Linked DNA regions of Homo sapiens: region 2 is linked to region 1. The links are chromatin loops, found by intact Hi-C in ENCODE. Cell type or tissue: adrenal gland. All regions are shown on one strand. Links, peaks and the distances in the headings refer to the core of each region. The heading gives the core; the rest is flanking DNA.

Evidence for each region. A loop is a pair of places that touch in the nucleus more often than their neighbours do. Peaks named below come from ENCODE experiments on the same cell type or tissue, not always from the same donor. Only the 100,000 strongest peaks of a DNase experiment are listed, where the experiment ranks them.
Region 2: it touches region 1 in a loop (4-fold over the local background); 21 of 110 quality-filtered maps call a loop at or near these places.

Annotation. Positions count from the first base shown.
Region 1 is chr22:23,955,167-23,958,072 of GRCh38, reverse strand. GSTT2B (glutathione S-transferase theta 2B) reads left to right here. Exons shown (of 5, transcript NM_001080843.4): 5 at 141-659. The coding sequence ends at 350. Among named protein-coding and RNA genes, the nearest start is that of GSTT2B, 4.6 kb to the left of the region's middle. RefSeq lists enhancers at 974-1,581, 1,582-2,189, 2,190-2,797. In adrenal gland, for the core only: a CTCF peak has its summit at 1,355 (motif pointing right); a DNase peak (open chromatin) is centred at 1,432.
Region 2 is chr22:24,173,885-24,176,790 of GRCh38, reverse strand. CABIN1 (calcineurin binding protein 1) reads right to left here. Exons shown (of 37, transcript NM_012295.4): 35 at 516-680. Among named protein-coding and RNA genes, the nearest start is that of SUSD2, 6.1 kb to the left of the region's middle. RefSeq lists a silencer at 1,398-1,457 and an enhancer at 825-1,684. In adrenal gland, for the core only: a CTCF peak has its summit at 1,414 (motif pointing right); a DNase peak (open chromatin) is centred at 1,380; H3K27ac peaks cover 2,253 bases.

The sequences.
Region 1 (2,906 bases), core at 292-2,791:
GGGCCCCTGTGGTCCATTCACTTAGGGGCTGGGGAATGGACCATGTCTCTGATACTTCTGCCCATGGTTCCAGCATTCGGGTCGGCAGTGACAACTGGGAAAGTTGTATGCCCACAACTTTTTCATCCTTGTCCCTACAGCCGGTGGCTCTCGGCTATGAACTGTTTGAGGGACGGCCACGACTGGCAGCATGGCGTGGACGAGTGGAGGCTTTCCTGGGTGCTGAGCTATGCCAGGAGGCCCACAGCATCATCTTGAGCATCCTGGAACAGGCGGCCAAGAAAACCCTCCCAACACCCTCACCAGAGGCCTATCAGGCTATGCTGCTTCGAATCGCCAGGATCCCCTGAAGGGTCTGGGATGGGGGCCAGGAGATTAGCAACAAGGATTCATTCTGTTACTTACTTGCCCCTTTTTATCTTTCCCTCTTGCCCCAGTCCCTTCTCTCCAGCTTCATGTGAAGCTCTGCACAGACAAGACACTCAGTGTCCTTGGCAGTGCTGCTACTCCTCAGGTGCAGCATACATAACCAGTAAGAGACTAAATCTGCAATATATAAAGAGCTCCTACAAATCAGTAACATGAAGAACACTCAAAAATTGGCAAATGTCATCAGTGTTTTAAACAGAATAAAGATTCCAAACACTTTGAATAGAGAACCAAGAGTTATTGGTTTTACTACATTGTTGTGTTATACATATGGAGTAAAAGTATGTGCTAGTAATCCTCATCATGGTTAATAACAAAGTAACCTCACAATAACGAGTCAACATAATTGTATCACCAGGGCAACAAAATGTTAAGTAAGTAACCAATTCGAATTGCAAACTGTTAAAGGATATAGGCGATGTTTCACAGGGCATAGCAACGGTCTTTGAAGTCTAGGAAACTTAAAAGATTTCTTTTAACAAGCATTCATGTCTTCTAGGACAGTTTTGTAATAACTGCAAATAGTAAGATTATACATTGTCACACAGACCTCCATGTATATCCATGGGATGGACCCCACCACAATGATTTTAACGGAGAGAACTTGATATAAAGAATTGGTAACCAGGCATTAGAGAACTCCGAAGACAGAGAGAATCCAGATTAACACGGAGGTAAACACTGCAAGAAGCTACCACCCCTAGGGCTGGGGGATCAAGGGAGGAATTAGGAAGACCAAGATGCTGGAGGGGCCCTGAAGAATTCAAACCTCCAAGAAAGGTGTTGCTCATCCCCCCTAGTATCACCTTCCAAGAAGGGCAGGTTTCCCCAGTTTGCCCTGAGGTCTTCACAGGAGGTCATGTGGCTGTGGATGCAGTTCTCAAATGTGACAGTAGATGTCACTGCCGACCAATAAACAGGATGTTCCAGACACACTCTGGGCTACCTGCCCACATGTCTTGTGGCCTTACGGCCCCCCATTTCCCAAGCCTGCCCTGTGCCCATCATGTGCCACTCTATCGGGGGACCTGCCCCAATAATCACGTAGGTTCTTTCCTATTTTTCCTAACCGTCAGCCGGCTTGAGAAATAAAGGGAGAGAGTACAAAAGAGAGAAATTGTAAAGCTGGGCATCCGGGGGAGACGTCACACGTTGGTAGGATCCGTGATGCCCCACAAGCCACAAAAACCAGCAAGTTTTTATTAGGGATTTTCAAAAGGGGAGGGAGTGTGCGAACAGGTGTGAGTGACAGACATCAAGTACTTAAGAGGGTAATAGAATATCACAAGGCAAGTGGAGGCAGGGCAAGATCACAGGACCACAGGACCGAGGCAAAATTAAAATTGCTAATGAAGTTTCGGGCACCATTGTCATTGATAACATCTTATCAGGAGACAGGGTTTTGAGACCAACCGGTCTCACCAAAATTTATTAGGTGGGAATTTCCTCTTCCTAATAAGCCTGGGAGTGCTATGGGAGACTGGAGTATATTTCATCTCTGCAGTCTCGACCATAAGAGACAGGCCACGCCCAGGGGTGCTGTTTATAAGCTGATACCTCCTGGTGCGTATTCTCTTTCTCAGGGACGTTCCATGCTGAGAAAAAGAATTCAGCGATATTTCTCCTATTTGCTTTTGAAAGAAGAGAAATGTGGCTCTGTTCCGCCTGGCTCACCAGCAGTCAGAGTTTAAGGTTATCTCTCTTATTCCCTGAACAATTGCTGTTATCCTGTTCTTTTTTCAAGGTGCCCACATTTCATATTGCTCAAACACACATCCTGTACAATGTGTGCAGTTAATGCAATTATTACAGGGTCCTGAGGCCATATACATCCTCCTTGGTTGACAGGATTAAGAGATTAAAGTAAAGACAGGCATAGGAAATCACAACGGTATTGATTGGGGAAGTGATAAGTGTCCATGAAATCTTTACAATTTATGTTTAGAGATTGCAGTAAAGACAGGTATAAGAAATTATAAAAGTATTAATTTGGGGAACTAATAAATGTCCATAAAATCTTCACAATCCACGTTTTTCTGTCATGGCTTCAGCCGGTCCCTCTGTTTGGGGTCCCTGACTTCCCGCAACACCACTCCTAGCCGGAAGTATTCCAAGTAACCATTGCAACTGTCCTGCCTTAAGGGTGCCTGGTGGTGGCTTCTGTCTTAGGTCCCATTCTGGCTCTCTCTTCCAGTGATTTCTCATATTTTGAGGGACACTCTGGCCTGCTTTCCTGGGCCTTTTCCATTACCACCCCCTCTCCCCATCAGGCACTGGGGATGGCGGCCACAGCCTGTGCCTTCTTGATCCATGCTGGCTGCCTTGGGATTGTTCCTTATTGGATGGTTTTGCTTTCAACAGACACTCCAATAAAGTACACGAAATAAAGAATAAAGTTAAACAGTCAGTCCTAGTGCTGTGTAGGTGGCAGTAAGTCTGGGAGAGCGACCTCAGCTGAACTAACCATGCTGTGCATC
Region 2 (2,906 bases), core at 106-2,605, 220 kb before region 1:
GCTGGTTGGGGCAGCTGGTGGGAACAGGCCGGACTGAGGCCAGGGCTAGAATCTGACGTGGCTGTCGACGGGGACGCCTGCTTGGCCCAGCCCAACCTGTCCACCCTTCTGCCTGCTGCTGATGTCCCTCAAGTGTCTGTCACCAGGCCCATGCTCCGCCCTGTCCATGCCTACTCCTCTTTCCCCACTCTGGGCTCAGCCTGGGTTCTGCAGTGGGCCCAAGCAGGCCGCCTGCCCTCGCTAGTACCCCTCCGTGATGCCAGGGGTGGAATAAGCCTCTGGGGTCCCTCTCTACCCAGCCCCTGACACAATGGGCCACGCATTAAACTCTTCAGCCTGGGCCTCTCCCTTGGCTCCCCTGTCCAGCCTGCACTACCCCCATTTCCTCCCCATCTCATTCCATGGGGCATCCCCAGGCCCTGCCCTTCAAGGCCAGGCCGGGAAACCCACCCTGGCTGCCAGCTGTGAGGCAGCCTCCTGGGGGCTGGTGCTGGGCTGCTCCCAACTCGCCTTACCCTGGCTGCAGGTGGGCTCAGCGCCTGTGCCCAGGGCAGCCTCTGCCGGCCAGCAGTGTGGCTCTGCCGGGGAACTTGTGGGGGCCATCTTCACCTGCGGACTGTGCCGTGGCTCCTGAGGCGGGAAGCTGGTGCCCTCTGCCACTCTCGCCAGCTCTTCTCCCTCTGTGGGGACATGGGCTCACTGCAGGTAATAGACTCATCCACCCCGCAGGCTCCAACGCATCTGTGTCAGGTCCTATGGGCCCAGGTTGTGCCCTGGGACACTGGGCAGGGGAGTGTGGCCAATGCTGGGGTCCTGGCTGAGGCAGTCCAGGTTGGTGCTGCCAAGAAACCACTCACCACCCAAGAGGACACTGGTAGGGGCTGGCTCCCCACCCCCAGAGGGCTCCTCCGCCTCCCGAGAGGGCTATACACCTGACCCAGTGGGGCCACACCTGAGTCTTCGAGGCCCAGCCTCTCTTAAGATCCCATCACAAGGCAGTGAGAGGGGATGGGGGGGCAGTGTCCACTCTCCCTCCAGCTCACATAAGCAGCATTCAGAAACGAGGTCAGGACCAAAATCCAAACAACCCAACTAAGACCAAAGTAGACGCTGGCACTATGGCTCCTGCCCAGCCAGCCACACCTTCCCTGGCCTGAGGCAGGGGCCAGGAATTGGGCTCAGTTGGGCCAAGGCCGGGATGGGCCTGAGGGGCAAATGCTGTGCCTGTGGCTGCTGGCCAGGTGACTACTCAGCATCGGTCCCCGGTTCCCAGGCCTCCAGGCCCTCACTTCCCTTGCTGCTCCCCACCTTCTCACTCAGGTCTGGACTCTCCCACCACACTGGTCATCAACCACTGCCTTTCCAGCCACCCCACCGCCTCCCCATCCCGCTCCTCTGCCAGGAGGCCCTCCATCCTCTCCAGCAGGGGGAGCCAGCTCCCCTCCTTGGTCAGCAGGAGTGACAGCTCCCGGTACAAAGCTGGGGCCAGCAGGCGACTGCTGGGCTAGGCAGAGGCCTCAGCGGCCATGGCCATCCCCATCCAGCTGCTCTGCCTGAGGCTCCTGCCCCAGGCTGGCTGAGGCCTTGTCTCAAGCCTCCACCCCCTCGCCCCCTGCCCCCAGTGTCATTCAACAGTTCCATCCTGGCAAAAGGCCATTTAATTTGGTTTTGGGAATGGGAATAGAAAAGGATCAACTCTCCAGGCTGAAGAAGGTATGCTAGGAAACAGATCCTCTTTCTTAGATCTAACAGAGGAGAGAAGGACATGAATTACAGCTTTGGCCTGCTTGATGGTGGGACAGGCAGGCAGAGGGAAAGCAGGCAGTCTCTAGCCCCCTACTCCGCTACCCCTGGCCCTGGCATCCACCAGGCCTTCCCACACCCCAGGGAGGTGTGTGTGGCCTACAGAGATCTCAGTTGCTGCTGAGATTAGGTTATAAAAGACACCATGGCTTCCTCTGTGTTCTCTCGGTGGGGTCAATGGCTCTGGGGAGAACCAGTCACCATGATCCGGGGACACTCAGCTGTTTATAGAAAGGCCCACAGGAGGAGCTGAGGCCTCTGGCCAATAACCAGTGAGGACCTGAGGCTGCCAACACCCCAAGGGAGCTCAGATGCACTGATGATAGCTTGACTGCAACCACGTGGGAGACCCTGAGCCAACTTTACCCCACAAAGCCACTGTAAATTCCTGACCCTCAAAAACTACAAGACGAGAGCATGGGACTGGTACAAGGCAAGACAGCCCCAGGCAGAGGGACAGGAGCTGGGTCTTCGTGGGAGTAAGTCAGCTACCAACACTGACCAACTGATTACGGCACTGGGCTCCCATCACCCCCACACCTTGACGTCACCATCCTCAGGCGGGGTATGGTGGTTCACACCTGTAATCCCAGCACTTTGGGAGGCTGAGGCGAGTGGATCTCCTGAGCCCAGGAGTTTAAGACCAGCTTGGGCAACATGGTGAAACCCCATCTCTACAAAAAATACAAAAATTACCCAGGCGTAGTGGCCCATGCTTGTAGTCTCAGCTACTTGGGAGGCTGAGGTAGGAGGATCACCTGAGCCCAGGGAGGTTGAAGCTGCAGTGAGCCATGATCGCACTGCTGCACTCCAGCCTGGGCAACAGAGTGAGGAAAACAAACAGGCCAGGCTTGGTGGCTCATTCCTGTAATCCCAGCACTTTGGGAGGCTGAGGCAGGCGGATCACCTGAGGTCAGGAGTTCAAGACCAGCTTGGCCAACATGGGGAAACCCTGTCTCCACTAAAAATAAAAAATAAAAATTAAAAAAAAAAAAAAAACCCATACCAAGTCTCTGCTTAACGCCAAGCAGCATTCCAAATCCTGCAGTGCTATTATCTTCATCTTATCCATTTTATGCAGGAAACTGAGGCAGAAAGAAGAA